Regions from separate parts of the Mus musculus genome. Here region 1 is linked to region 2. The links are chromatin loops, found by intact Hi-C in ENCODE. Cell type or tissue: heart. All regions are shown on one strand. Each heading gives the region's core, and the rest is flanking DNA. Links, peaks and the distances in the headings are about the cores only. Region 1 overlaps Scn5a (sodium channel, voltage-gated, type V, alpha). Region 2 overlaps Exog (endo/exonuclease (5'-3'), endonuclease G-like).

Evidence for each region. A loop is a pair of places that touch in the nucleus more often than their neighbours do. Peaks named below come from ENCODE experiments on the same cell type or tissue, not always from the same donor. Only the 100,000 strongest peaks of a DNase experiment are listed, where the experiment ranks them.
Region 1: a loop joins it to region 2, with 2.2 times the contacts of the local background. A loop is called at or near these places in 6 of 42 quality-filtered maps.

What each region holds. Positions count from the first base shown.
Region 1 is chr9:119,510,174-119,525,002 of GRCm38, reverse strand. It overlaps Scn5a (sodium channel, voltage-gated, type V, alpha), which reads left to right. Exons shown (of 27, transcript NM_001253860.1): 14 at 2,352-2,525; 15 at 3,633-3,989; 16 at 7,212-7,655; 17 at 8,939-9,100; 18 at 11,902-12,022; 19 at 12,708-12,862. Among named protein-coding and RNA genes, the nearest start is that of Scn5a, 45 kb to the left of the region's middle. In heart, for the core only: no CTCF peak of the experiment used is centred there; DNase peaks (open chromatin) are centred at 7,962, 9,352 and 10,992; H3K4me3 peaks cover 614 bases; H3K27ac peaks cover 4,267 bases; H3K27me3 peaks cover 1,648 bases.
Region 2 is chr9:119,458,957-119,473,785 of GRCm38, reverse strand. It overlaps Exog (endo/exonuclease (5'-3'), endonuclease G-like), which reads right to left. Exons shown (of 6, transcript NM_172456.4): 6 at 8,268-11,410. The coding sequence ends at 10,949. Among named protein-coding and RNA genes, the nearest start is that of Exog, 21 kb to the right of the region's middle. In heart, for the core only: a CTCF peak has its summit at 7,996; a DNase peak (open chromatin) is centred at 7,985; H3K27ac peaks cover 1,635 bases; H3K27me3 peaks cover 344 bases.

The sequences.
Region 1 (14,829 bases), core at 3,087-11,086, 53 kb before region 2:
AAAAAACTTTTGTTGTTGTTGCTTTTTAAAGATTTATTTTAATATGTGTGAGTACACTGTAGTTGTCTTCAGACACACCACAAGAGGGCATAGGACACGGTTACGGATGGTTGTGAGCCACCCTGTGGTTGCTGGGAATTGAACTCGGGATCTCTGGAAGAGCAGCCAGTGCTCTTAACCACTGAGCCATCTCTCCAGCCCTGTAAAAAATATTCTTTATTGGTTGTGTGTGTATGAGTGTTTTGTCTGTATGACTGTATGTGTACCACGTGTGTGCAGTGCCCAAGGAGGCCACAAGAGGGCATCAGACCCCCCCCTAACCTGGTATTACAACTGCCATGTGGGTGCTGGGAATTGAACTGGATACTCTGGAAGAGCAATCTGTGCTTTTAACGGTAGAGTCATCTCTCAAACTCCAAGCTCTGCTGTCTGAGGTTTCCCAAAAGCCTCCCACTTACTGAGAAGTCCCCATTCGCACTGATATGCTGAGGACTAGTGGGAGGTAGGAAGCCAACTCGAGGCTCAGATAGATGGAGAAGCTGGCCTAAGACCACAGGGCCTCAGAGCTCTCTCTGTGCCACACATCTGGTTGGTATTCTGTGTTTCTGTGCACACCAACAGCTGGGAGCTTTGCTACGGTGGAGAACAAGAGCCTTTGCTGAGCACTGCCCCCTGAACTGAGGAATCACACCCACGAGCCCATCTGATAGGCCTTAGAAACCTACTCACTCTCACATGCCCAGCAGGTTCTAGGGAAGTCCACGCCTGTATCCTGAAGGAGTAGCCAATGTCCTCTCTTACGGACTCTCAGGGATGCTGAGTGCTTAACTAGGGTCTGAGTACAGATGAGTAAACACTCAGGCTGGGCACCTAAAGCTTCCATGAGGCATGGAAATGAGCACAGTGGTACCAGATGGGGGAGGGGCAGGGTAGCCTGCAGGTCAGAATCTAACTGCTGCTTATTCCCGAGAGAGAAGACTCATACAGATGGATACATACAGGTGCCCAGATTCTACAGCTGCTGTGAGGGGGGCTGAGGAACGTGCTTGAAGGGCCTGGTAGATGGATCAGGAAGCACATGGACTCTGTGCTTTTGAACAGACCTGATAAAGGCAGTGAGTCTTGTGGGTGGAGCAGATGGATGAGGAGACTTGAGGAGATGGGGTCTGTGACATGGAGAAACTATGGGAAAAGGCTTGTATGCTCGCCGTCTATTTGGGTGGAGTCTGGAGGATCTTGAGGTCTCCTCTGAGAAACAGTTCTTTCTCATCAGTGAGCATGGGTCTGCACGGAGCATGTGTGGCAAATCCTCCCACAGCCTGCTTCCCCAGAGCCCCATCTGAACAGAGACGAAAGGCCATGTGGTCTCTGCTCTGGCAAAGTTCCCGAGGGTGCCCAGGCCAGCTCACCTCCCTGCTGGACGCTGATCCCGCTGGCATACCTTCAACCCCCGTGTTTCCATGCCTGCTGCAAGCATGGTACAGTTCCCAGGATGTGCTACCTACCACCTCCCCCCTTCCAGAAGCTCCCGAGTGCCTCCTTCCATGGCCAAGTTACCAGCTCCAGCTTCAGCAGACATACCCTCCTCTGGGGATCATGCCGGTCAGGGCCTTGGGTTGTGTCATGGCTGCCAGCCAACACCACGGCCTGCTGCATTTCAAGCTCCACAAGTCAGCAAACCTAGAAAACCAAACTCTGTTCCTTCCCTCAGGAATGTCTCTGGGAGAGCATGTCCAGCCTTGGACATTGCAGCATGATACGGTCATCTAGGAAGCACACACTGAAGAGCTAGGAATTTTTTAAAAATATATATATTTATTTCAACTTTTAAGTGTACTTCTCATGTTAGGCCTCAGCCACATGTGGGCTGTAGTCCACGTGTCAAACCAACCTGTGACTATGTCCTTCAACAGGCTCTTGAGCATTCTAACTGTGTGACCCTAGACACCAGTTCAGCTCTCGGTGCCTCACTTTCCTTACCTATGAAATGGGGACAGTGAGACTTTCCTCATCCGGATTTTAGATGCGTTTTAAATACACATGGGCTGGGGAGATGGCTCACGGGGAAGGGTGCTTTCTGAGGAGAAAGGAAACCTGGAGAGAGGCAGAAGCAAAGGCCAGGAGCTCTGGAGTGTGTTGTAAGGATGCTGTAGCTGTCCCAGCTGCTCCTAGCTGTTAGACCCGCATGTCTGCAGAGGCCGTGATGAATACGGGTTGTTTCTGAGTTGATGAGCCTGACCAGTCACCAAGAGGCCTCGGGAAAGACACTGGCATGACAAGAGTCAGGAAGGAGGGAACTTGCTGGCCAGGCCAGGGTGTTCAGGACCCGCTGATTCCTGCTCTCTCTTCAGGTCTTCACGGGAATCTTCACGGCAGAGATGACCTTCAAGATCATCGCCCTTGACCCATACTACTACTTCCAGCAGGGCTGGAATATCTTCGACAGCATCATCGTCATCCTCAGCCTCATGGAGCTGGGCCTGTCTCGCATGGGCAACCTGTCTGTGCTGCGTTCCTTCCGTCTGGTATCTGCCTGGACCCACTGTGGGAGGGGCGAGGCGGGGCGGGGCGGGGCGGGGCAGGGGTTGGAACACCTCTCTACATCCACTGTCCAGATACCCTTGCTCTGCTCTGTCACATCCTGATGATGTCAAGACATTGTTAACGGCTCCTGGGGGCCCGCCCAGTGTGAGGATGTCAGGGGGAGGTGGACACACTCCTCGGGGGGGAATCAGCTGACAGTTTCGTGACCTGTCATGTACCTCCTTAGTCCCAGCAGGAACCAGGAGTGGGGTCTCCGGCTCACAGATGAGAGACAGCACTCAGGAGACACAGTCCTCCAGAGCCATAGGTTAATAGGCACAGCCAGGTCTGTGGGTGGCTCACTCGGGACGTTGTATTTTGTAAACTTGGGAGTGCTTAGAGTACCCAGACTCAGTGGGTCTCAGATGTCGCTGAATCTGCTTGGTGGATCACATTTGGAGCTCGGAATACCTGAGGTCCAGGTGGGACTGGTGGTGCGATCAGGGACAGCTTCCTAGAGGAGGAGTGTGGCAGTTTCCGTGGGAGCAGCAGGGAAAGCCTGGGTCTAAGCTCTAATCTTGGTCCCACTCCTGTGAGCCAAGGGCCTTACAGAACTCACTTTTCCTTTGAGGACTAAAAAGAGGGCAGTAGCCATGCCAACCTTATGTGGTTATCAGAAAATCACATTAAGCCAGTTCCTCCTAAGCACAGGCCTAGGACAGCCTGGGTGCCCAATAAATACAAAGAATCCGCCATTTTTCTCTGTGCTTACTGAGAAGAAAGATGCCGCTGATTGGGTGAGTCAGATGGCTCTAGCTGGCCTAAAGTGTCTGGTGGGAACAGTTCCAAGAGAGGAAGGAAGAACCAGGCCGGAGAATCCGCTAAGAAGCTCCTGGAAATGGAGAGGTGGGCTCCGACTGGAGCCCAGCAGGCTTCCCTCAGACTGTACCAGAAATCAGCAGGAATTCCCTCAGAGAAACTAGTCGGAGTGTGCGTTAGGGGAACAGACCTTCCATGGCTTTCAGGCAAGAGCTGGGGAAATAAAAGTGTCTGTGAGAAACAGCAACCCAGATCCACCACAAAGGTGCCTTCTCTCCCTCCTTCCTCAGCTGCGGGTCTTCAAGCTGGCCAAATCATGGCCCACCCTGAACACACTCATCAAGATCATCGGGAACTCTGTTGGTGCCCTGGGGAACCTGACCCTGGTGCTGGCCATCATCGTCTTCATCTTCGCCGTGGTGGGTATGCAGCTCTTCGGCAAGAACTACTCAGAGCTGAGGCACCGAATCAGCGACTCTGGCCTGCTGCCCCGCTGGCACATGATGGACTTCTTCCACGCCTTCCTCATCATCTTCCGCATCCTCTGTGGAGAGTGGATCGAGACCATGTGGGACTGCATGGAGGTGTCTGGGCAGTCGCTGTGCTTGCTGGTCTTCCTGCTGGTCATGGTCATTGGCAACCTTGTGGTGAGTCAACCAAGCGTCTCAGGATGCACCCTGACCCCCATCCATCCCATCATCCATTTACCCCCATTTCCTTCTCTCTGGCTAGTCACTTAGTGTCCCTTAAACCATTCACCTTCCCATAAGCCTCTGATCCATCTACCCCTTCACTCTTCTGCTTGCTCATTTGCCCATTTTTTTCCTTTCTACTCAACTATCCATTCTCGTGCCTGTGCGCACACTTAGCCATCCATCTATGCAATTATCATGAGCATATCAATTCACAACTCACTTTCGTCTGTCTATGCATCAGTATGTTCACCTGTGTAGCCATCTACCCTCTTATCCATCCATCCATTCATGCATCTGTCCATCCATCCATCTGTCCATCCATCCATTCATGCATCCATCCATCTATCCATCCATCCATCCATCCATCCATCCATCCATTTATCCATCCATTCATGTGTCCATCTATCATCCATCCATTTATCTGTCCATCCATTCATCTGTCTGCCAATCCACTCATTCAGTCATCTGTCTGCCAACTTCCCATTCACACACACTCATTCATGCCTGCTCATAGACCCACCTACCCATTCATCCCACACTCATCTCTCGCCTCTCTCTACCCTCCACTCATTCCTCCACCACATCCATACTTATTCCTTTTCCATTCATCCCATATTCGGCCTACTCATACACCCCTCATTCACTACTCCCATTCATTCATTGATCCATCCAGCAACGGTCACTTAGCCGTTCACATTGACTTGGTCACTCTTCATTGTTGCATTTTGCTCGTTAATTCATCTGCACACCACCTACACCCGAAAACGTTACTCACTTGTTTTTGATTCATTCACTTGCTTATTAACTTGTCTTCCATTACCAGTAAATTACTACATGGTTTTCTACCCAGAGCAACAAGTCTTGTTAAGCATTTCTTGCAGGCCAAACATTATGGTGGTGGTTGGTGGGCTTACAGAGGGAAACATGGCCCAGCCCAAACATTCGTGGCACTCAACCAACTTGAGAGATGTAGGGAAACAACTCTCAAAAAGAAATAACTGGTCAGTGTCCCAAGGAAGAATCCGTGAGAGCCATTTCTCCCCAGCTAGGGAGGTTAAAGATGGCTTCCAGCTCAGAAGAGACAAGGCTAAAGTTAGTTATTAGCTCAGAGTGGGAACCACCTTGCTGGATAAATCTATTTGGTGACCAACACGCGACACTTGCTCAGTCTGGCCCCCCTGTGACTGCCATGTCCCTTCTGGGCAGCACAATGTCTTACCAGCACATAGGCACATTTTGGGGGTGTTTGGATCCACTTTCCAGCCTGTTGTGGAACCATAATTATGGGCTGCAGAGCCATTCCCCCTACTGGATATGTCTTCAGTATCCAGGTGCCTCGGCCAGGCCAGGGCAGGACAGGGCCCAGCAGATTAATCCCCTTCTCAGTCCCCAGACATAAAGCTCGAGGTCCCATCATCCCTCTTTGTCCCCTCAAAAGCTGCTTCTTGGGGTTGAGCCTCACTTAATCCCCTCCCTGGTCCCCAAGGGCTGCCAGACTCTTTTCTGTTCCGAAAAGAAAGAAAAAGCAAAATGCGCCGGGCGCCCAGACCGATGCCAGGCTGAGCCGCCCCTCACGCAGAGTCCTGCCATTTCTGAGCGGATCTGCCTGGGGACAAGAAGATTAGAGGCTCTGGAGGAGGGACGCTACTGCCAGCCCACGCTGCCGCCTCGGGAACTGGGCCGCTGCTGGGGCCAGCCGCGTGGGTGGAAGCGAGCTCGCTGCTGAAACGGGAAGGGACCAGGCAAGGCTGGGAGCCACACATGATTGACGGGGAAGCCCTGGAAGAAACCAGATTTCGGAAGCTGGAGACGGAGGACCTCGGGTCCCGAGTGGGTGGACAAGGCCTCCTGCCTTGCCTGAAGCTTAGACCTAGGACTCCCTTCAAAGTCAGGATTTGTGGGGCCAGGAATGGCTGAGAGATGTGGGCCACAAGGAGGAAATGCATGAACATGCAGTTTGTGTTTAGATCCGGAAGACAGAAGCCAGGGGCCAAGCTGGAGGTCAGCTCTGACAGCAGTTTTGATTAATACTGAATCCTGGTAAGGACGTGAAAAGGGTGACCAGGTGTCAGAAGTGGTCACTTCTCTGTAGAGCTGTCACAGAAGCACCTTTAGCCTTGGCTGGCTGTGGGAATGCATGTTACTTTATAATCGATGGCTTCTTCCTGAGGCCTGGTCCTCACTGTCACCACCACCTTCACCAGAATGCTCACCCTCGGTTTCCTGGCAGTTATGGTTTCCCTGCAGTGGGGTGCATCCCTGAGGGGCTTGAAAGAGATAGGGGCAACGGTTCAGAGATTCGTGTGGCCACCTGACCACAGGGTCCCTTCAGCTGGACTCTTTCCTGGGGACTAACAGGAGGCGCCTGGTGCCAGGGAATGCTTACAGGCCTACTGCCATCTTCATTACCCTCCATGGGGCCAGTCAATACACTGGTCCCAGGACGTCCATCCAGGTGTGTCACACCCCACAGTCAGTCTGAGGCATTCCCGTTCCCCATCTCCTTTCCTGCTGCGCTGTCCCTTCTCTGCTTGTTTTCCTGTGACCCTCACGTGGAAGGGTGCCAAGACCATTTTAACACAGGCAGAATGCTCTGCCAGCAGCCACGGATGCTCAACAGGTAGCGCGCCTCTGTGGGGAGCCAGAGCTAATGCCTCCTTCTTACCCAACCCTTTCAAAGCTCTTTAAGTTGGGAGTGGTTTCTCTTGAGGACCTTCTGCCTTGTCTCTAACTCCCCCACTTTCCAGGAGGGAGCCCTGGGGCCACCCTCCCCTGCTGTGCCCGCTACCTCATTCTTCAGAGGGGCTGGGTGTAGAGGCTGCTGCTGTCTGGTTAAGGCTCGTCCCCATCTCCCTGTGTAACCCCAGGCAAGCCCCTCATTGTAGCCCTCTGGATGAACAGAGCTCTCCCCATGGCCCTGAGCTGAAATACAAGGGACCTGAATCTGCACTCTGGCTGCCTGACTGAGCCTTTCGCAAAAAGAATTTTAATTCGTTTTTTTCTTTTGTAGATGAAACTTCCTTACGGAAGAGAAGGAGAGGGGTGGGTGGAGCCCAGCGTCCTGGGCTCTGTGCTTCTGAGCTGTTTGTCATCAGGAGTATTGAGTCTTAGGTCCTCAGTTTCCCCTCCAGAGCCTGGCAGTGCCTGGGTGAACTTGACCCGTTGCCTCAACAGGTCCTGAATCTCTTCTTGGCCTTGCTGCTCAGCTCCTTCAGCGCAGACAACCTCACAGCCCCTGACGAGGATGGGGAGATGAACAACCTCCAGCTGGCCCTGGCTCGCATCCAAAGGGGCCTTCGCTTTGTCAAGCGGACCACCTGGGACTTCTGCTGCGGGCTCCTGCGGCGGCGACCTAAGAAGCCCGCGGCTCTTGCCACCCACAGCCAGCTGCCCAGCTGTATCGCCGCTCCCAGGTCCCCACCACCCCCAGAGGTGGAGAAGGCGCCCCCAGCCCGCAAGGAAACACGGTTCGAGGAAGACAAGCGGCCGGGCCAGGGCACCCCTGGGGATACCGAGCCTGTGTGTGTTCCCATCGCAGTGGCTGAGTCAGACACTGATGACCAGGAAGAGGATGAGGAGAACAGCCTTGGCACGGAGGAGGAAGAGTCCAGCAAACAGGTCAGCCATCTCCCCACCCGTCCTGACGGGACAGCCACCTGCTTGTATGGAGTCCAGAGAGCAGCTCCTAGCCTCACCCAGACTACCTCAGCAATGACACGGGGAGAGAGGAAGCCCCACGGCAGCTGGCCCCTCAGAAGGTGCCAACTCCAGCTTGTCCGTTTATGCCGTTAGTTAGTATTCATCCCTGGCTGACCTTACAGCCAGGGAACATGAGGCATAGCTCAGTATTCTTGATGAATACTTCCACCCCCACCCCCAGCTCTGCACATTGTCCAGCACCAGGACCAGCAGAGACAGATGTCCGGGAGAGAGAGGGCTACAGTTTGGTGTCCTTGCCACCCTCTCCTCCCCTCCTCCCATGACTGAGGCTAATTCTGAGATTTAAAAATAAGTATCCCTGAGATGGAGGTGTCGGAGACACCACTATCTTATCTCTCAACCTGTTACTTTTAACACTTAGGACCAGGGTCTGGCTAAGGCAGGGTGTCTGTCCCTCAGGTTTCCCTTGACCTGAGCTGGGCTCCGTATAGCTCCTGAGGTCCCTCGGTCAGGCGTAACCAGGTCCCCTCCATGTTGGTGGCCCTTCCTGACTGCTTCCTTAGCTAGCAGTAGCTGGGCCCAGCTCCGGGGTTCTGCTTTCTCCTGCCTCAGTTGGCCTTGTTGTAGGGGCGGTTGAGGGAGGGAGGGCTGGGATTATAGGACCACAGCTTCCGGTGTCTCCTGCACAGGAGATGAGAATTGGTTTCTGGCTGTTCCTTCTCTTCCTCGTCCCCTGGGACCAGAACAAACATGCCTGTGCACTTGTGCGGGTGCACGTGTGTGCATGAGTATGCTTGAGCGTGAGCGTGGGCGTGTGTGTGCTCGTGTGTGTGTGTGTGTTTGTGTGTGTGTGTGTGTGTGTGTGTGTGTGTGTGTGTGTGTGTGTGTGTGTGTGTGTGTGTGTGTGTGAATCGGTCCAGGCTAACTGCAGTATCTTCAGACTTTGAGAAGTCAGAGCATCCTCCTGAGGAGAGTTGATAGCAATCATAAGATGGGTATCGAGGGCCAGCTGCTCCCTTTCAGGGAGTCTTAAATATGCTGAGCTTTGGCTACGGGTCCTTTGCCCATACTTACCAGGAACCTCTCACTTACTGACCCAAGTCAGCAGAGGATGGGACCTTTAGTAGGTGGAGGTTCATGAAGAGGCCAGGAAGCAGTGGGCAGGGGCTGCAGCCCACAAGACTAGGGCCCTGGAGACCCCCTGCCCGGGTGTCTGGGCTCTGCTCATGGGGTCTTTTCAGCAGGAATCCCAAGTTGTGTCTGGTGGCCACGAGCCCCCCCAGGAGCCCAGGGCCTGGAGCCAGGTGTCAGAGACCACATCCTCTGAAGCCGAGGCCAGTACGTCTCAGGCAGACTGGCAGCAAGAGCGGGAAGCGGAGCCCCGGGCCCCGGGGTGCGGTGAGGTAACAGTGGGGTCTGCTGCTGGGGCCAGGGTCAGGCTGTGAGGGGCCGCAGCACTGGCTACGTTTACCAAGGGAAACCAGAGCAAGTGTGTCACGGGCAGCATGGAGATGGTTGCAGAGAAGAGGGTGGGAAGCCAATGTCCTGACAGGGAGAGATGGTGTCCATCCCAGCTCAGGACTCTGAGGCCCGACTAAGCCAGTCCATCCACGTGTTCACCCTTCTCACGCTTTGCCCTTGTGTTCTTGTGCTGATCGGCAAGCGTTTGTCCTGTGACTTTCCGTGTCCAAAGAGGGCTTGGATGATCTTCAGAACAGACCTCCCCACATCTGTCAACTGATGCCTCCTCCCTGTGTTCCCTGCAAAGATTACAAAGAGGGGATGGGGCATCTCAGCCTGTTATCAGGAATTACCGTGGCCACAAAAAGACTTTACTTTGAATTAACTGCCACACACTTGGGAGCTTTTGTGTTTAAAAAAAAAAAATCCACACTTTTTGTTTCTCTTGAAAACTTGAGAGTGGTACTACCCTACTGTAGACAGGAGGTAGCCATTCCCCAGCCTGCCCGATTGCATGTGTGACCTGCCTGGCTTCCTCCGCAGAGCCTCCAAGCCAAGGGCTAACCAACTGCGCTGTTCAGCCTCACTTGCTTCAAGCATGTGGAAAGGAAGTCATGTGCTCAGAGAGTGCCGGGTGACCTCCGTCCTCAGCCCAGTGCTTGGGACTTTGGTCCTAGTGTAAGACAGGCCCCAGGATGCTCCACCGTCGTGACTGATCTTGGAGCATGAGGCCCTGGTGACTGTCCTCACCATGGGGGTTGGCCTTCTCCCTAGATGGCCTAACACTTGACTTGGGTTAGGAGGACCCGGGATCCTAAGCCTCAGGAGAGAGTGTGAGCTTTGTGGCTTCTTCCCTTCAGGTGTTTGTGGTCTGGGGAGAGGAGGCGAGAAAAATGCCGTGGTGTTCCCGAGGAAAGGACTTCTTCCAGGCTGGGCCTGTAGCTGGGTTGGTAGAGGGCTTGCATAGTGCACCCCTAGCACTGCATAAACTGGGAGTATCGGCCTACAGTTGTAATCCCAGTGCTTGGGAAGTAGAGGCCGGAAGATCAGAAGTTCAAGGTCAACAGCAGCTGCAGTGAATTCCTGTTTCTGACAGAAAGGAACAGGGAGGGAGAGGAAAGGAGCTTCCTCCCTCCTGCAGTAGGATCCTGAGAACTCCATGACCACCCTCTGGGCCATGCTCAGCTCTGAGCCTGCAAAACCCCAGCTGGATAGCCAGCGCATGGGCCAGGAGACGGAGCCCTACCCCTCTGGCCACTCCAAGCAGGCTGTCCCCTCCCCTGAGACTTAGTCGCTGAGACCACAAACCTCAGAAGTGACAAGTAACAGGAGGTACAGATGTGGGCATGGGGATTCATCCCAGGAAGGGGAAAGAAGGCAGCAGGGACCAGAGCCAGGCTCCAGCATTCAATCAAGAGCCTAGGCTGGCCGCGGGCAGCCAGCTGAGAGGAGAGTGAGACAGGGTAGAAGCAAGTCGGTGGGGGATGAGGGGTCCTTTCTTTATGGAGGCTCTCCTGACTCTTCTGTCATTAAGTTCTGTTCCCCAGAAACAGAGGTAGGGACGGGGACTTCTGTGTAAATGACTTGTAGAGGCAGTGCACCCTAGAGAGGCCAGGAAGGACACAAGAGAAGCATATTTGGAGAAGAAAGGAGCTAGACCAAGGCCAAGAGCAGGTTTGACTTCAGCGTGTGCTAGTGGGGAGCTACAGAGCATCAAACTGGACCCCCTGCGCTGTCCCACATTAAGGCTGAGGTGACTACCCAAGGGCCAGTCCACTGGCTAAGCTGGAGGAGGGGCCGGCTAAGCCTCAGGTTTCACGGTGGCGGGACAGGGTGTTCTACCTACTCACAGGCATGTGACATTGCCCTCAGCCACAAGGCACAGACACTCACAGGCCGTCATATGTCCTTCCTACAGCAGAGGTCCTCACCCTTCCTGAGGCTTCGACCCTTTGATACAGTTTCTCATGTGGTGGTGACCCCCACACACACACCAGAAAATCATTTCGTTGTTACTCTGTAACTATAATTTTGCCACCCTTTGATTCAGTTTCTCATGTAGTGGTGACCCCCCCACACACCAGAAAAATCATTTCGTTGTTACTCTGTAACTATAATTTTGCTACTGTTATCGATCCTAATGTGAATTTTGTGGGCAATAGAGATTTGCCGAGGGGGTTGCAACCCAAAAGGTTGGAAACCACTGACCTGGGACCTCCCTGGGAACCAAGCAAGTTCTCAAGGTCTAGGGCCAGGGAGGGAAGGTTCCAGCACTTTCTCTGCCCCAGTTGTAGCGTGTGTGAGGTGAGCGGGATGCATGTTCTGCTGCTGGCATGTTCTCTGTATGTCTGACCTGCTGCTGTGTGCCCGCGTCTTGGTTTTGATTCTGTTCTGGATAATGTGTCTGGGTACTAATGGGTGATTCCCTAGTCCCCGCCATTTTGTCTGTCTTGTCCAAGCTAGATGTGTTCCTTCCTCTGAGTTCTCAAAAATCCCTCACTCCGGCACACCCCAGCCCTAAACCCCACACGCCAGAACCACAGACCCAGGAGTCCTGAATCCCAGACTCCACTCCACCCTCCCTGAGTGGCTCTGTGGCAGACATTGAGACACCTCCACCTCAGAGTCACGGGTGTGCAAAGAGGGAGCCATCTGCACTCAACCTAGGCTTACCCCAGATGCTAGGCTGGAGCTGGAGGCTGGTCCTCAGCCCACACCATCCCTCCCCTCCCCTCCCCCACAGACTCCCGAGGACAGTTACTCCGAGGGTAGCACCGCTGACATGACCAACACCGCAGACCTCCTGGAGCAAATCCCAGACCTCGGGGAGGACGTCAAGGACCCAGAGGACTGCTTCACTGAAGGTACCGGGCAGCTCTCGGCCACACCCAGAGGGGACAGGAGACCCAAGAGTTCCCCAGCACCCGGGCCGTGCTCACCCTGAGCTGGAGTCTGCTTCCCTTTACCATTCCCCTGTGATGTGGGTCATAGTGGGTCTGCCCATGGTGCAGGGCTGGACAGTATCCCTGAGGGACGATAGCCCCGTGCTTGTGGTATGGCAGGCACGTGTGAGCTAGTTTAACCCAGGTCCACCATGTCCTGCACATGGAGTCTTTCCCTGTCTACCCAAGTGTCTGGTATATGGCCATGTTGGTGACTGACATCGCACCTTTGTGAATGGGCACATTTGGACAGTAACTGTGGTTCTCCATCACAGGCCGCTGCAGTGTTGGTGGTCACGTAGGGATCCACCATTCCCAAGGGGGTAGATCATGGGAGATGAGTGTTTCCAGAGTTCATTTCCTAAGGGGAACAGGCTGGCACCCATGCCATCCCCAGCCCTGCCCCCTGCTCAGTCCAGCCAGCATCCTCACAGAGTGTTTGCTGAGTGTGTGGCTTTGCAGAGAGCGCCCACAGATCTCCCCACTCTGTCACCATACCATGTACCCCATCGCCCCAACCTTTCGGTCATCCCCTCAGACAGGCGGCCTTCTGCCGTCAGACCGAAGTGTTCACGGGCCTGTCGCCCTCCCCCCCCCCCCCCCACAGGCTGCGTCCGACGTTGTCCTTGCTGCATGGTGGACACGACGCAGGCCCCAGGGAAGGTCTGGTGGAGACTGCGCAAGACCTGCTACCGCATAGTGGAGCACAGCTGGTTCGAGACTTTCATCATCTTCATGATCCTGCTCAGCAGCGGAGCGCTGGTACCTCCTGGGGATGCGGGGGACGGGCAGGGAGGGCTACAAGAAGAAAGGAGGGCCGGAGCAGGAAGGAGACACCTCCAGCTAGCGCACCTGGTCAGAAAGTGGGGCGCACCTCTCTTGATGTGCTCCCCAGGCCCCTTGGAGCAGAGCAGGCTCAGAAATCCAACATGCACAGCGGCTACGCAGGCCGGAGCAGAGGGGCTGACCCCTGCCCTGTGCCCGGCCCAGTGCCTTATTCCATGAAAGGGAAATTATTTCCTCTGGGTCTCCATCCTCCCGCGTTGGTGCTCATCCACCGGCCCCTGCATCAGACATGCTGCCAGGCCATTAAACCACAGCCATGACTGACTGGGCATGGCGGCTCTGCACTACCTGTGCCTTCCGTGAGGGTCACAGGCTGAGCCGTGTGGTTCACACGTCGTCACGTTCTGTGAGTGCATCAGCTTCTATGGACACACCCATCACTCACCCCCAACATTCAAAAGCCCCAGGTCTGGTGTGTGAACTCAGGCAGATGTGACTTTAACCTTTTGTTTATTCGATGGTCTTTTCCAAGCCCTCTGTGTCTGGCCTCAGGATCTTCTACTCTACTTGGAGAAACCAGATTCTACCAGTTTGAGAGGTCAAAGATGAGCACGAGGTAGAAACAGAGTGGGAATGGAAGGGAGGACTCTTGAGTGGTGAGGACACGTGGAGGAGAGGCAGCTAGGGAGGACTCCCTGGAGTAAGCATGGAGGACTCACGGTGGAGGACAGCCAAGGAGGAGCAGTGAGACCCTCTAGAAAATTCCCATCTGGCTTACAGGCACAAGCTCTGGGCCTATAGGCCTTCTACAAAGATGGGTCAGGCCTGAGATGGTTGAGGGAGGGGCCAATGAACAGGGAGTAACTCAGAGGAGGTGGGGAGCAGACACGTGTGTTGTTGGCAACAGAAGAAGGAGCACTGTGTGAGCCCCTCCCTGCTTTAGAGTGGGCCTGGAGCCATGACTTGCAGCCGGCCCCGCTGTTTTACCATCTGCAGCCAGAGCCAAGGCTCCGTAGGCTTCAGAGAAGTATGGCTTGACAATATGTTAACAAGTTTTGTTTTTAAACAGCCACAAACAAGGGCAGCCAGAGCCGTTTAGTCTGGGCTGTGGGGGAAGATCTTAGGCTGGCATAAGTGAGGAGGAGTTTTGGCAAGCAGCTGGTGAATTTAACCAGGGTAGTCAGCCAAGCACTGTTGCTGAAAAACCACGTCAATGATATACTGGGGAAAAGAAGTCTGTGTGTGTTGTTGAAAGTTATAGACTTGCTTAAGAGAAAGCAAACAGTATTCCTTCCAAAGTGCTGAGGGGAGAAATTTAAGAAAACAGAGACCTTATTGAAAGAGAGAAAGAAAGAAAGAAAGAAAGAAAGAAAGAAAGAAAGAAAGAAAGAAAGAAAGAAAGAAAGAAAGAAAGAGAGAGAGAGAAAGGAAGGAGAGAGAGAAGGAAGGAAGAGAGAAAGAAAAAGGAGGGAAAAAAAGAGGAAGTATATAAAAAATAAAAAAATATTAGACAGCCAAGCAAGATCAAGTATATTTTAATAATAAATGTAACTGGATAAAATTCACTTTCTAAAAGGAAAAGGACTCTGATCTTAAAAAAATTATCAGCCATGTGCAAGAAACTGACTCAAAAATACTAAACATAAAACAAAATTTAAGCTGGTTGAATTCCTTTATCCAAAATGCTTGGGTCTAGAAGTGTTTCTGATCTTAGGGGTTTGGGCATTTGAGACCATTTGCATAAAAGTACCAGTTGAACGGCCTAAGCCCAAATTTCATGAATGCTCATATCTGGAATTTTGGTGTCATATTAGCTCTCCAAAAGTTTCAAATTTCATACTTTTTTGCATTAGGGATACATATTTTATACTTTTCTCCTTGATGCCTGATCAAAAGCACCTTAAGGGAGGAAGGCCTGCTTTGAGTGGGGGGGTCACACAGTG
Region 2 (14,829 bases), core at 4,527-12,526:
TGGGTGAGAAATGAGTCAGTGCTCTCTCCGTGGAGACACAACGGTGGTTAGGTTATGGATAGATGAAGAGGTGCCAAGTGTCTCCTCATGACTCCCTGGGGAGATCCTAGCTGCCCCTGACACTGCAAGAGGAACTGCTGAGCCTCTGAGAATTAGTTTAAGGTCCCAACTGCTGGACCCTGCCTCTTCCAGCAGGAACTCTAATAAGGCAAGCTCCTGTTGGAGGCAGCGTAGGAGTAGCACCGTGGGCGGGACAAACACTGGCTTCTCTGGTGCTGTGAACATAGCTGCATTGGTCACCTCCTCGGCACACAGAGCAAAGGTGCAAACCTGCTCTGCTAACCAGTCAAGAACGCACTCGAGGTGACACAATGGCACTTGGGAAGCTGGTCTGGGAAGATCACAAAGGCAAGGTCAGCCTGCACTGTGTCGTAAGTTCAAGGCCAGCTTAGCCACACAATAATTTGAAGCCAGCCTGAGATTACATGGTCAGAGTGCCCTGTCTTAAAATTCAGAAAAAACATGGGCCAGCAAGATGACTCAGCTGCTAAAGGTGCTTTCTTCTAAGCCAAATGACCTTAGGTCAATCTCTAAAACCCACATGGTGGAAAGAAGAGAATCCTGCAAGTTGTCCTTTGAACTCTACAGGGGTTCTGTGGCTACAGCTCAACAGGACTCCTTTACTCAACTCCAGGAGGCAGCCTTCTTCCAAGAGGCTCTTGGATTCTTGTCTACCTGTTTCAGGGACCTCAGAGAAGAGGAAACTTTGAGTCTAATCTCAGAAGAGTTAACCAAGGAAGAAATTACAGCTATCCACCCATTCCACAGTTGCATAATCAAAGAAAACATTTGAGTGGCCTTCAATAGATTGTCATTTCTGACCTCCACTGTCCCTGCCACCTGTGATATTAGCGAGATGCCAGCATTTAAACCCTGCTAGCTGATTCTCAGACTCCTGAGGCCCACATGGCGAGCAGACCCCCCCATGGATGCCCAAAGCCAATGGCCGTGCGTGCGGGCTTAGGTCTGAGTGCTTTCCTGCAGAAGAAAGGATCACTTCCAGGTGGAAACCTTCCAAATGCGTCTTCCCCATCACCTTGTCACCAGATTGTCCTAAGCACAAACTTTCTCAAGAATTATCTTTGCCTTTGGCTCTTCACACAGAAAGGTCGCATAGTTGTCTGCCTCTGATAGCGCGCGAGTAGCTGGGGAAACGGCCTCAGAGGTTTCTACACTGGAATGCCCAAAGGAATGCTTGACTAAGAAAGGGGAGGTGAGGTCATGAAGAGGGAAAGGAAAGAGAAGGGAAGGGGAAGGGGAAGGGGAAGGGGAGGGGAGGGGAGGGGAGGGGAGGGGAGGGGAGGGGAGGGGAGGGGAGGGGAGGGGAGAGGAAGGAGAAGGGGAAGGGATTGGAGGGAAGGGGTTGAGGGAGGGGAGAGGAGGGAAGGAAGAGGGAAGAGAAGGAAGCAGGAAGGGCTGGAGCCTCACACAGGCCATCCCATTTTGACTCCCTTACTTAAGCTACATTTTCTATAGCAGTTTCCCACCTCTGAGTGCTTATCGGACAAGCACACTGAAACATCAAATAGAAGCAGAGACACACCAGTGTCAACCAGCATATCAGCATCTAAATCTTGGTTTCTAGTGTCATTGTCCACTAAAAAGAACCAGGACTCCTGTGAAATGGCTAATTCAGAGTTAGAGCAGAAAAAAAAAATTACCCAATGTGCCTGGAACATCATGTTGTGCTAGAACATGAAGTGCCCGAAGAATGATGAGAGATGTCAAAGGACACGGGAGCTATTTGAATGAGCCAACTGGGAACTTAAAATAGGGTAAAAACCTATGGGGAAAGTCGGTAAGGAGCAGAAGGTCCCCATAGTTCCCCATAATTATGTGTTCAGAACAAAGAAAAAGGTGCACTTGGCAGATTCTGCTGAAACCAGGCAACCAATGGTCGAATTTCCAAAGAGTAGAAAAGGATCCTGCGAGCTGCCTAGAATCAGGGATGCCCAACATCACCTGTGCAGCAAACAGTCTTGCCCAAAATGCAGAGCCTAAGACTACCAGACAACACCAAATTTCCATCCGAGCAGGGGGCAGTCTACAAAACTGCTGTCCTGCGCTCTCCAAATGTCAAGTTCAAGACACACAAAGAACAGGTGCTGATCTCTTCCAGATTGAAGGAAGTTAAAGGTCTGTGACAATTAAGTGCAATGGGTGCCCCAGAGGTCACAAGTGACAGACACAGAAGAGAAAAGACCCAGTGCCCCGATTAGGTAAGAGCCGTGGTCTAGAGAGCGGCGTCGGATCCATGTTAGATCCCTGCACTGCGGCTTTATACGAGTAGACCTTTACCAAGAGATAATGGAGAATTTAGAAGGTGACAGAAACCATGATTGTCTTCAACTTAGAGAATTCAGAAAAATGCATTATATTACATACAGTGTTATATACAGACGTACAATGAAGAGACTATGTATGGGGACAGAATGATAAACTCAGAATAAAACAGATGGTGGTGGCCTGCATAAAAGGCTTGTGGGAATTCCCCCAGTGTTTCCTTGACTTTGTCATGACATTAGAATAAGATTTACTAAACCATTAGTGGCCACCAGTCGCATGGTGCTCGCTAAGGGCACTATTTGAGTTCCACTCGGTATTGCATGGTGTCCTGGTTTAATGGAGCTGGCTCTCATTAGAATCAGGAGCTTTGGTTTACAGGGGGTGGAATGGAGGCACAATGTGATTAAGCTGCTTGCCCGAGCTTTCCTATCTGCTAAAATGACAAAGTTAGGATGTGACACCAAGTCAGCCTGTCTGACTTGAGTCTGTGCTCTTAGCCAGGAAACTGCCCTGTCTCTTGAGCTGTGCAGGAAGCTGAGTGTGGAAATACAGACAAGCCTACAGAGCAACTAACTCACTCCCCCTCTCTCTCTCTCTCCCTCTCTTGCACACGCACACACACGCAGCTGTCTGGTACAGAATGTTTGCAGTCTGAAAGATGGAGATAATCTTCAGGCCTGAGGATTTTAGAAGGTAGACTTTCAGCTTAGGGCCCTAAGCCTGGAGGGTTTAGAGTGCAGGGGAACGAGGACCTGGAGAGACCCTAAGTCCTGAGGGTTTTCCGTGGCTTCTGGCTTAGCAATAATTTGTCTTTTCGAGAGCTCCGAACATCCATTTCTTTCACCAAGACTTCTCTGCCCATTCCATTCTCATGAACCTACCAACAAGGGGCCTTGACCTTTTGAAATATTATTATGGTGTGTGTGTGTGTGTGTGTGTTTGTGCACACGCGTGTGCGCACACGCACCATATCATATGTGAGGAACTTGTGAGGGTTTGTTCTCTCCTACCATGTGGATCCTGCAGATTGAACTCAGCTTGTCAGGTTTGACAGCAAATACCGTTACCGGCCGAGCCACCTCCCAGGCCTGTGAAATGGCCTTCTGGGCAATGGCTAGGACCTTAGAGGAAAATGCAGACCCAGACAGAGTGGCTGTATGGCTGGCAGCTGACTGAGGAGACAAGAGGACCAGTCATTGAGGTGATAAGAAACGCTGGATGTGCCAGCCCCAGCAACAGGGGTCATTGCAGGAACCATCCCTGGGGATGGGGGATGGGTGACTACCCTCCTAGGCACTTTGCCAGAGACCTGGGAGAGACGTACTCCTCACTGGGCACCAGGCAGCCAAAAGGACATCTTAGAGCCAAGGCTGAGGTCAGGAATAAAGCCGTGCCGTTGGGACTGTGTAGTTCCTTGGGGGGGGGGGGGTGGATGAGAGGAAAGAAAGATGCTAAAGTGAATTCAGATGTGAAGTGGACCCCCGCCATCATCCTCCCTGCAGAAGGGCCTGTCACAAGGCGGCCATGGCTCACACCTGCTTATCAGGGCTGGGGTGTGGAGAGGGTGTCTGGGACAGGAGATAGAGTTGGGACAGGGCTGTCCACACCAGCCCTGCTCTGCCTCCCTCATTCACACCTCCTCAGAGGCCCTCAGCCACTCTGCCCCTGCGGCCTCCACCTGCATCACCATGCCTCCTCTGCAAACCAACCCTGCAGGCTTTCTCCAGGCAAGGCTCTGCTCCGCACAACTACAGGATTCCAAGTCGGGAGGGACCCTGGAGACCGGCTGGCCCCCCTCTTTACCTAACAGGGAGGAGAACAGGAGTAAAATCACAACACACTAAGAAGCCAGAGTCAGAGCCCAGGTTCTGACCCCAGACCAGACAGACATGCAAGGGTCCAAGCCCCAGCCTACAACTCAAAGGCTCTGCAGGGCGAGGGAGGCGCACACCTCCTGTGTGTCGGCCTGAGTTTTAGACCCACACAGGGAAAGAAGGCAGGTGACATCACGCTGTGCTGGCTCCCCTGGGACAAGATGGCCAGTGCTCCATCTCCACCCACAGTCTAAAGCAGGTCTCCCTCACGGTATCAAAGGGCAGTGGCAGGCAAGGGGTGAGAGGGCGGGGAAGGCAGATTCAGGGCACATGCACTGATGGCCAGAGGAAAGCAGGGTCGTCTTGTGAGCAGTGGGAAGGAACTAAAACACTGTCCTGTCTGGTGGTGAACAAAGAACCAGCTGTGTCCAGGAACTGAGCCACTGCCCGCCAATGCCCACCATTGCCCCTGTCCCCACAGCTCTAGAGGACATCTGGGTAGAAAGGACGCAGAGGCAGGACATTTCATCCGGCCTGACAGGCACATGCTGGGATCCAGGCAGGGGGCAGAAGGGAAGGTGGGGCTTCACACCTGCACACAGTCGAGTCCCTGCTCAACACACTCACTGCCTTGGTCTCATCGTCCCACCAGGAAGGATTCTCTCAGGCCAGAGATGGAACTCTGCAGAGCCTTCAGCTTGGGGACGGGGGGAAGGGGGCAAGAATGTACCTCAAGAGTCAGGCCACGGGGTTGGCAGCGCTCAATTCTGGTCTCAAAGCCCGTCATCTACGGTACTCAGACCCTCCCCAGCCTTACTGGGACCCCTAGGACTCAACAGAATTCACTCTGTTTCTCTGACTTGTTGGGTAACCCCAAAACATGTAACCTGTTATTATCTGTAGGGTTCGATGGGGACCCCAGAAAGGAGTTGACGCTAACGTGTCTGCCTCTAGCACATTAGCGGGGCTCTGGGTGGACACAAGAAGGACTGAACGGAAACCAGATGAGATAGAGAAGAACCTTGGGAGACAGAGGGAAGGCATTAGACCACAGGCTGGAAAGCCAGAACACTCTAGATTTGCGTTTCCCCACAGTACCTCCTAAGTGGTACCCAGAAGAGGCTCTCCTGGGAAGGGGCTCTGAGAGCTGAGCAGTGATACGGTGTGCAGCAACGTGTTATGGTCGCAGAGCTGCTTCTGCCTGGTGCCCAGCTTGACATCATACACTGCCCCCGTCGCCTCACTGGTCTTCCCCTGTCGCCTGCAAGCTGACAGGTAACTAGCTACCCCTTATTAAGAACTCATCAACCTGCAAACTGTGTATTCCATCCTCAACCAATCCTCTCTCTGTTCCTGTATGAGGCTCCTCATTCTCAGGGATGACGGCAGATGAGGCTGTCCTGCTGAAGCACGGGAAGATGGGATGGGTCCCCACCTCATGCCCTATCTCCAAAGCCTTGACCCAGCCACATCCTACAGGCCTACAGGTCCCACCCTGGAGTGAATCACTACTGTCCTGGGGACCCGTTTCTATAGTGTACATAAATTTATTATTGGTTTTTATTTGGTTTCATTATTGTTACTGAGATAGGGTCTCTCTATGTTAGCAGGCACTGGCTGGTCTTGAACTTGCAGAGAGATACCTTGCCCGGAAACAAATAAGAACTTACATGAAATGGGCGCATGTACAATACCGGCTGCCGTGTAGGACGGACTGTGTACCGCCAGGCTCTCCCTTTTTGTCTCCACCACTGCTTTTTTTAAACAATCACACTGAAGGCCTGTTTGTTCAATCTGCAGCACAAAGCTGAAAGGCACAGCTAGCCTGGCAGTGTCGGCGAGATGAAACTGGACTACCATAAACGTGAACTCCTTTGAGGTGGGTAGAGATTGTACCAAGGAGCTGAACAGTTGGCGTATATAAAACTCCCTCTTGTGATCCACGCGCTGACATGTGGGTGTGTGGTGAGCTGCTGATTTGACGGCGGGTCAGTTGAAAGACCTGGAGCAGCTTGTTGGAGTGGGTTCCACTCGTACCACAGTATACGGTGAGAAAACTGGACTATGCTTCAGGGACCAGCCACTTCCTGGACTCAACGCGGCACATCCTGACTGCTTTACTGGGAAGAGCCCTGTACAAGCGTGTAAAGTCCGCTGCTCCCACGTCTTTGTGAGCTTCCTGCCCTGAAAGGACCTCAGGCAAAAGCTAGTATCAGCCAGGAAGGCGAGGGTGTCAGGGAACAGCCTGAAGCCCCGCCGGGGCTCATCACAATCAGTGTTCTTTTTAAATGACATATTCCGGGGCTGGCGAGGCTGCTCAGTGGGTGCACAAGTATCAAGACCCAAGAGCCAATTCCTCAGCACACGGAAGACCAGATGTGGCAACACATCTGTACACAGCATGCCTAAGGCAAAATACAAAGCAGAACCTCCAGAAACTTTCAAGCCGCCCAGTGCTTAGCCTGGTAAAATCAACAAGAGACTGCCTCAAGCGAAGCAGAAGGCAAGGGCTGACACCCGAGGTCAGCCTCTGATCTACACAACTCACAGGGTGGCATGCACGTCCTCACAGCTATACACAGGTGCATGCATACGCACCCATGCACTGACACACATGCATACATACACGCACACACACACACACATACACACACGAGGACTGGAGAGATGACTCAGTGGTTAAGAGCACTGGCTGCTGTCACAAAGAATCTAAGTTCAGTTCCCAGCACCCACATGGCCGCTCACAATATAGCTCCAGTCCCAGGAGACCTGTCCCTCCTAACCTCCTTGGGCACTAGGGATGTACATGGTACACAGACACACAGAAGCAAAACAACCACACACTTAAAATAATTTGTTAAAATGTCGACCCCGGCCTCATGACAGACCTCCAGAACCAAAACCTCAAGGAGTAGGTAAGGGATATATATTTTTTTTAAGTCAAATAGATGATACACTGCTCCGGATCAGGGGTTGCCAACCTTCCCAGTGCTGAGACCGTTCACACAGTACCTCGTGGTGTGGTGACCTCGGCCATGAAATTGTTTCGCTGCTACTTCATGACTGTAACATTGCTGTTATGTGTCATCCTGTCAATTTCTGTGTTTTCTGATGATCTTAGGCTACCCCTGTGAAAGGGTCTTCCAAATTTTCTTTTTCCAAACAGGATCTCGGTACACAGTCCGGCTTATATGGCCCATTTGCCTCTGCTTCCCAAGTGCTGGGATTATAGACTTGTACCAAACCTGGAAGAAATTTTGGTAATTTTTCTTTTTAGATTTGATAGCATATTTTGGAAACATGGAAGAATGTCCTTATTCATAGGCTGCATTAAGTTCAAGCATGAAAAGTGACCTGTCAGCTGGATGTGGTGGCGCATGCCTTTAATCCCAGCACTTGGGAGGCAGAGGCAGGCAGATTTCTGAGTTCGAGGCCGGCCTGGTCTACAGAGTTCTAGGACAGTCAGGGATACACAGAAAAACCCTGCCTTAAAAAAAAAAAAAAAAAAAAAAAAAAAAAAAAAAAAACCAGTGACCTGTCACGTCTCAACTTACTTTTGTAGTGGGTCAACAAATGAATTTTAACAGGTTTCGGGTAGAAAAGCGCCAACGAGACAAAACAGCGGGGAAGAGAATCACTACACGCAACAACACTTCTGTAGGCTTGACGTTTCTGAACATAAAGCTGAGGGAATGAAGCTACTAGCTTCCATGCAGTGAAAACATGAAACCTGCCTGGCAGATAACCTGGGTCTCCTGCCAAGCCACAGGCTCTAGCCTGACTGCGAGGCTGTGGCCGCCCAGCCTAGCTGACGCTTGTGGAGATGAGACCACACTGACCCCTAGAGGAACTCAGCTCTCAGACCAGAGCAAGCCTAACCCCACACTGGCAATGGCCATGACAGATTGCATTGTCCCCAATGATGTTCACGGCAAAGGGCAAAGCCCCCTGCTTGGCCTCCTCCCGTAGGCTGACCAATTTCTAAATGTGAGGCTTTGTGCAGGACAGCCATGCCCAGTGTGAGGCCAGCCTCATCAGCTCCACCAGGACAGGGCACGCGTGCTCAGGGGGACCCACGTATTACTTGTCACTGTGGCCAATCACCGGTCAGAAGCAACTTCGGGAAGGATTTATTTGATCCGACAGCGCTGGGATTCCAGTCCACTATGGTATGGGAGGCAGGGCAACAGGAACAGCAGTCTCCAGAGGTTTATATGTTTCTATGGCGGCAGACAGAAAGCAAAGCACACAGGCCCGAAGCGAGAGGGGGTTAACCTTCAAAGCCTGCTTCTACTGACCCACTTCCACCAGTCAGGCCTCCTCTCCCAAGAACTGCAGGGCTTTCACAGGTGCACAGGCTGTGGGTGCAGTTGGCAGGGCACATCCTACCCCTCACAAGCCGTTAACAGGAAGTCTGCCACAAACGGAGTGAGCTCAACAATACCCTCTCAGATGAGGCAGGGCGCACAGGTGACATGGAGGCACACAGGATCATGCCAGTGTCAGGCTGCAAACTGAGCACAGCTCTGCAGGAAGCCATTCCCTCAAGAGCAGACTGCCTCTCCTGCTGGGCACTCGTCAAAGGCCGAAGAGAAGGGTAGAGGTCTCTGCTGGTTAAGATGTAAGAGCAGAAATGGCAGCGCAGTTCAGGGGCTCGCATCCCTCTCCCTAACCTCTCTAACTTCCAGTAAGGCTTTTGCTGTATTCAGCTTTGGCCAACAGCCTTAGTCCAAAGACCAAAGAACTTGAAGACATCACTAGAAATGATGAAAGATTAAGAATTAAATCTCCCTCCCCGAGACAGGGACTTCCCACAGCAGAGCCAACCCAGCCTGGTCATTTCTTCAGACCAGGAACTGGAAGGGTGAATGGCCCAGAAGGCTCAGCCCAAGAACCTGAGGGAGCCCACTGAGGTGACGAACAGACAGTGACCCCACTCAGGTTTGACTGGCTACAACGTCTGCCTCTGACACATTTGATACTCAAGTATGGCCCAGGAATCTGCTGCACTGCAATCCAGAAAAACGGACAGTCACACTGAGGGGCCATTTTAAGTGTTTGTTTTGGGTCCTCTTAATGCAAATGTTCACAGGACAATTCAAGGATCAGTGTTATATGTCAATAGATATTTCACACATAAAATCTGAGATCGGGGCTCAAGAGCACTGGCTGCTCTTGCAGAGAACCCCGATTCAACTGCAGAGAATCCAGCATTCACACGGTGGCTCAGAACCATCTGGGATTCCATTTCCAGGGTATCCAATGAGCTCTTCTAACCTCTGTGGGCAACAGGCACTCGTGTGGTATGCACAGATGCAAACAGGCAAAACACTCATAAGAAATACAGATTCAATAAATAAATAAATAAATATGCAGTCAGGCGTGCTGTCTTTTTGGTTTGCTCTTATTTCTGTCTTACAATGGCCAGGTAGCATCTGCCATAAGAAATAAAATCCCAGGCTACAGAAACTTTCTGATACAGACAAGATTCTTCCTGAGTAGGGAGAGTGTGGGAAGCAACTCCAAAGCCAGCAGCAAGCCAGGCCAGCAGAGGAGAGCACGGCAACAGGAGGAGGAGCTCGGCTGCATAAACACATGGTGGGAACCTGGGGCACAGGCAGGAGGAGCCTCAGCCTCCTTCCCAGGGCTGCTGGAGAAACACTCAGGCCCCGCCATCACCTCTTTTCTGAGGAGAGAAAGTAACAGATTTTTTTTTCGGTCATGGTGACATTTTGGCTTTCTATCCTCAGAAGGACTGGCACAAGTTAATGGGGAAGAGGAAGGTACCGCAGAACGGAGCTAATCCGTCACTGTGTCCTACACCTGACAGTTTCTTTTTCTCCAAATGAAGGAGCAGAAGAGGGTCAGCCAGAGCCTTCTTGTCTTTATTGTAAAGTCATGCATTTCTATCGGAGGCAAACACAATGCCACAAAGATCACTCTCGTATTGCTTGGAGGACAGTGGCAGAGTGGCAGATTCAGACGAGTCCTTTTGCCCAGAAGCTTCTGGGCTGTGCGCATGGACTCAGGACAGCTCAAGATCTGTATAAACCAGTCTGGAGGTCAGCACAGACAGCAGCTGCTCTTTCCCCAGGCAATGAGCTGGTTCGGACCTTGGGCCCAGGCTATACCTACCTGTGGTGTGCTGGTCCAGCAGACAGCAGGACCAGAGGTACCCGGCGACTCTTGGCAAACACCTTTCTTGGGCTCCTTTAGAAAGGCCCCAATGAGGCAAGAAACATACTTATCTGGCACCATGTGATCCCTGGAGGGAACCACAGTCTCTGGTTAAACCCACAAAACATCTCCATCTTTCCAAGACCCACTGTTTTTTCCCACAGAAATGATGCGAGAAGAGACACACCCTTCTCACCAGGAGGGCTGTAGTGCCAGAAACAGCCGTGGATGCAGGTACGGACTGAGTTACATCCATCTAACTCTGTCTTGACTCTGAGGCACCCTGGATGACTTCTGTTGAATACCAATGGTAAAGATACAGAGTTCTCTGAGCCTCATCTTGCCCACAGGTAAGATGGGACAGCAGGGTTTGCACAGAGGAAGAACAGTCACTGGATTCTCCAACACAGACAGATGGGAGGACTTCAGGGTCATGAGGGAAGGAGCACGTGAGAGCAGAGTTTTAAAACCATCTCAGCCACCTCGGATCCCAGAGAAGGACGACACTGAGTTTTGAGCCCCGAGTCTTTGGAGGATTTTGGTCAGAATTCCATCATTTCTTGAAAATAAACCTGTTGGTCACAGGTGCTCAGTGCACACCGAGACAGACACTAGGACTGCTTTTCCAGCTGGGCGTCCTTTTGCTCCTTAGCCTTCAGTTCCTCCAGCTTTTTCTCATAGCGACTCAGGAAGTAATCGTCAGGTTCCACCCCTGAGCTCTTCAAAGCTTCCAGAACCTTCTCCAGTCTGGCCACAGACCGGGCTCCATCAATCTTCCTCGTGCTCAGGTACAGAGTGAATTCCTGGAAACCCAGGAGCTTGCAGGTGTCCACAGAGCAAATATTCCGGATGTCCCTGCTTCTATCCAGACGGGGGAAAAACACCAGACCTGACATCTTCTCCAGGTCATGGAGGCTCACCTGGAACTCGGATAACTGGGACTGGAACCCAATGGCTTTATTTGGCACCACAAAGGCCCCCAGCGCCAGCGGCTCCGTAGATTCCGGGCTTCTGCGAGCCAGGATCACCTTGTAAAGGTGCGAGGGGACGGCCACGTTGTCCTCACCAATCACCTAAAAACAGAGGAGTCCGATTAGCGCACTGGGCTGTGCCGACACTTCCCAGGTTTTGCTCCCACACCTCTGTAGATGCCATACAGGAAACGGCCTGTGAAAGGCCTCAGTGTAGCATTCAACCAACTGCCAAGGAAAAGGAAAGACATTCAAACAACTCGTAAGTACTGACCAGTTCTAACCAGTCTTTAAAATACTGTTACCTCTGTAAGCGGTGGCTCCAGGCTTTAATCCCAGGACCCTGGAGGAAAAAGCAGGTGGATCTCTGAGTTCAAGGCCAGCCTGGTCTACAGGGTGGCCAGGATAGCCAGGGCTACACAAAGAAACTCCGTCTCAAAAGGAGCAAAATAACGACAAAAAACCATAATGTTACCCCAAAGGGCAGGGGTCACAGTATGTCCACAGGACGGAGGACAAAGGGGTGCCACAAGCAAGCACTGAACTTCCAGTGGGAAAGGGGACTGTCATTTCCTCCTCATTGGCTAATCAGAACTCCTAACGCTCTAAACATAGAAGTCAGAACTGCTGGCTTCAGCACTCCCAGCTCTTACAGTAAAAACAGCCCAAACGCCCCAAGAAACAACAGACAGCCCTTGAAGCTGCAGCCAGACACAGTAGCAACAGAACTTTCTAGATGACCTCGATCGTCGCTCACATGCAACTGCTTTTGTTTAGTTCCAAATGCTCCTGGATTACCAAACATTGAACTTCTAAATTATGCCGTCAAATCAGACACTTTAGGAAAGTAGCCACACAATGAGGAAGGCAGAGGCAGAGAAACAAGCCGCTCTGTAGGTTGGCCGTATTAATGAAATAACAGGATTAAGAAGCCTCTTCAAATGTCCTTCCAATATGCTTAAAAGCCTCCATCTGTTGTCTAAAAAACAAAAGCGGGATGTCCATTTGCTTAATGGCCCCCGATAAAATGACAAGACCCAACTGGGCATGCTCGAAGTGCCCAGAGCAGGCCTTTGCTGCCGTCAGTCGGTTACTCTCCTGTCAGACAGTTCTAGCTGTAGATGAGATTCCCTGTCAGAAGCCCAAATAAGGCAGCGAGATGCAAGCCAAAAAAGAGGTTTTCCCTGATTTTTACAAACTCCTATCTGCATTGCACATAGCCCAGAATTCCATGGTCTGTCTGTCACACATTACCACAGCCAGCTACAGGACTTCAGGGAAGACCCTGCCACAGGATCTACAACAATGCCTTTGAACATACGGAAAGTGGTTGGTTGGTCAGGGCAGAGCAGGGCTTATGAAACCACACTGCTCACAGGTTCGAGATCTCGCTCCCAGGGGTGAGCTGTGCACGAGGACGTGAGACCATCGAAGCAAAGGGATGAGAAGGTAAGCTGGTGTTCACACTCGGGTCACAGAACCCCAGCAGATGCTCTGGGTCCCAGGCCTAGCACTGACCCGAAGCACGGTAAAAAGGTGGTGCAGCTAGGAATCCTGGCATCCAGGTGAAGGCAGGAGGGCCATAAGCTCTAGGCCATCCTTGGCTATACACTTAAGAGCTCGAGGCCAGCCCGGACTACGAATCTCATTACAAAGGAAAGAGGAGGGCACAAAACCCTGAAGCACACTATCTGCAGGAGAGCCGACTGCCACGGCATGTGGCCAGATACTGAAACATGATAAATAATAACAGTAAGGGCTCAGGAACCAAAACTAAGGACATAACTACGATGGAGCCACACTCAAAAGGCGGTAGGAAACGAGCTGCAAACATCCCACAGTGGCTGGTAAGCCAAGTCCTGGCACCACCTAGTGGGCTTTCCATGCCACTGCAACACAGCATGAAAACCCTGGGATCCTTCTATACCATTCTCTTGCCTATGTCTCTCTTGTGAGCTCCCTGTCCGCAAACAAATGGTCATTTTTCACAAATAACTACCTGGTCATCATACGGTATGACCATCAGAACTGCTAACCGAGTCCCCTCACTTCCAGGAAAAGTACCCATAACTGACACCCCACTTCCCGGCTTTACTTGCTTCCGTGCCGTTTTACAGTTTTGGGGTTTTAGACTCATGACAGTTTGAGGATTCCCAGTGCTGCAGTCCAGAGGGCATCAGGGATGCTGGGCACCAGCCTATCCCTCAGCTGTACATCAGTCCTTGACAGAGATCCAATTCACAGCCACAACATGTGACTCTTCTGGCCAAGACCTCCCCACGGGTAAATAGAAAACAAAATCTACTTTCATTTTCTGAGGAGCCTTGTCTGAGTTAGTCTACTTTTTTCTCAGCACACGCAAAAGACACTGTGCCTGCTTGAAAATTAAATAACCCAGTGTCTGTTCCTTAACTTTGGGACTTAGAGCCAGGCAGTGGTGGCGCAAGCCTTTAATCCCAGCACTTGGGAGGCAGAAGCAGGCGGATCTCTGAGTTTAAGGCCAGCTTGGTCTACAAAGTGAGTTCCAGGACAGCTATGGTCACCCAGAGAAACCCTGTCTCAAAACAAAACAAACAAACAAACAAAAACAACAAAAAACTTGAGACATAAATAATCTTAAAATAACTTAGGGTTCTTTTCCTTATAGGTAGCTCAGCAAAACACATAAGCATTTACTTTCAGGAAAGTTACCGCCAGACAATGTCCCTGGAACTCATGCACTGAAGCATGAGGCTGCTGACCAGACAGACACCTACTCAGGGTCCACTTTGTCATAAGCTATAACTTATGTCATAAACTATAACACAACCAGGCTCCTTTCCTCATTTCTAAAACAGCACCAGCAATCCCCAAATGCCCCTCACAGGACTGTACCGACAGCAGACTGATATGGTGAGACAGAGAGAGAGAGAGAGAGAGAGAGAGGGAGAGGGAGAGGGGAGGAGGAGGGAGAGGGGAAGAAGAGGGAAGGGGAGGGGAGGGGAGGGGAGGGGAGGGGAGGGGAGGGGAGGGGAGGGGAGGGGAGGGGAGGGGAGGGGAGGGGAGGATACCAACAGGCAGGAGATAATTGTGAGTTTGAGTTTGGGGCCATCCAGGGCTATATAGTGAGACCCTGATTCCAAAGGGGGTGCGGGTATGATGGTGCATAGTTATAATCCCAGAACCTTGAGGTGGGGGGAGGAGTAGCAGTTGAAGGCCAGCCTGGGCCATATGAGACCCTGCTCAAAACAACAACAACAAAAAAAGATTTCAAAATCATCAAGACCTATTTTTTAAAAAACCTATTTTTTGAAGTGGATGTCATTCAGAAGCCAGGTTTTGCAGTGGCAGAGTGGACACCGTGGGCTCCAGCAAGATTAGGGCGTTAGAGGTCAACATGGAGAAACGAAGTTCAACACAATGACCGCGGACAAAGGCTTGCCGTGGCTTAACAGGAACCAAGCTTTTAATATCAGTACATCAGCAACAAACCTTTTCACAGAAGATTTGGCATACAAGTGCTTTACAAAGGAGATCGCTGT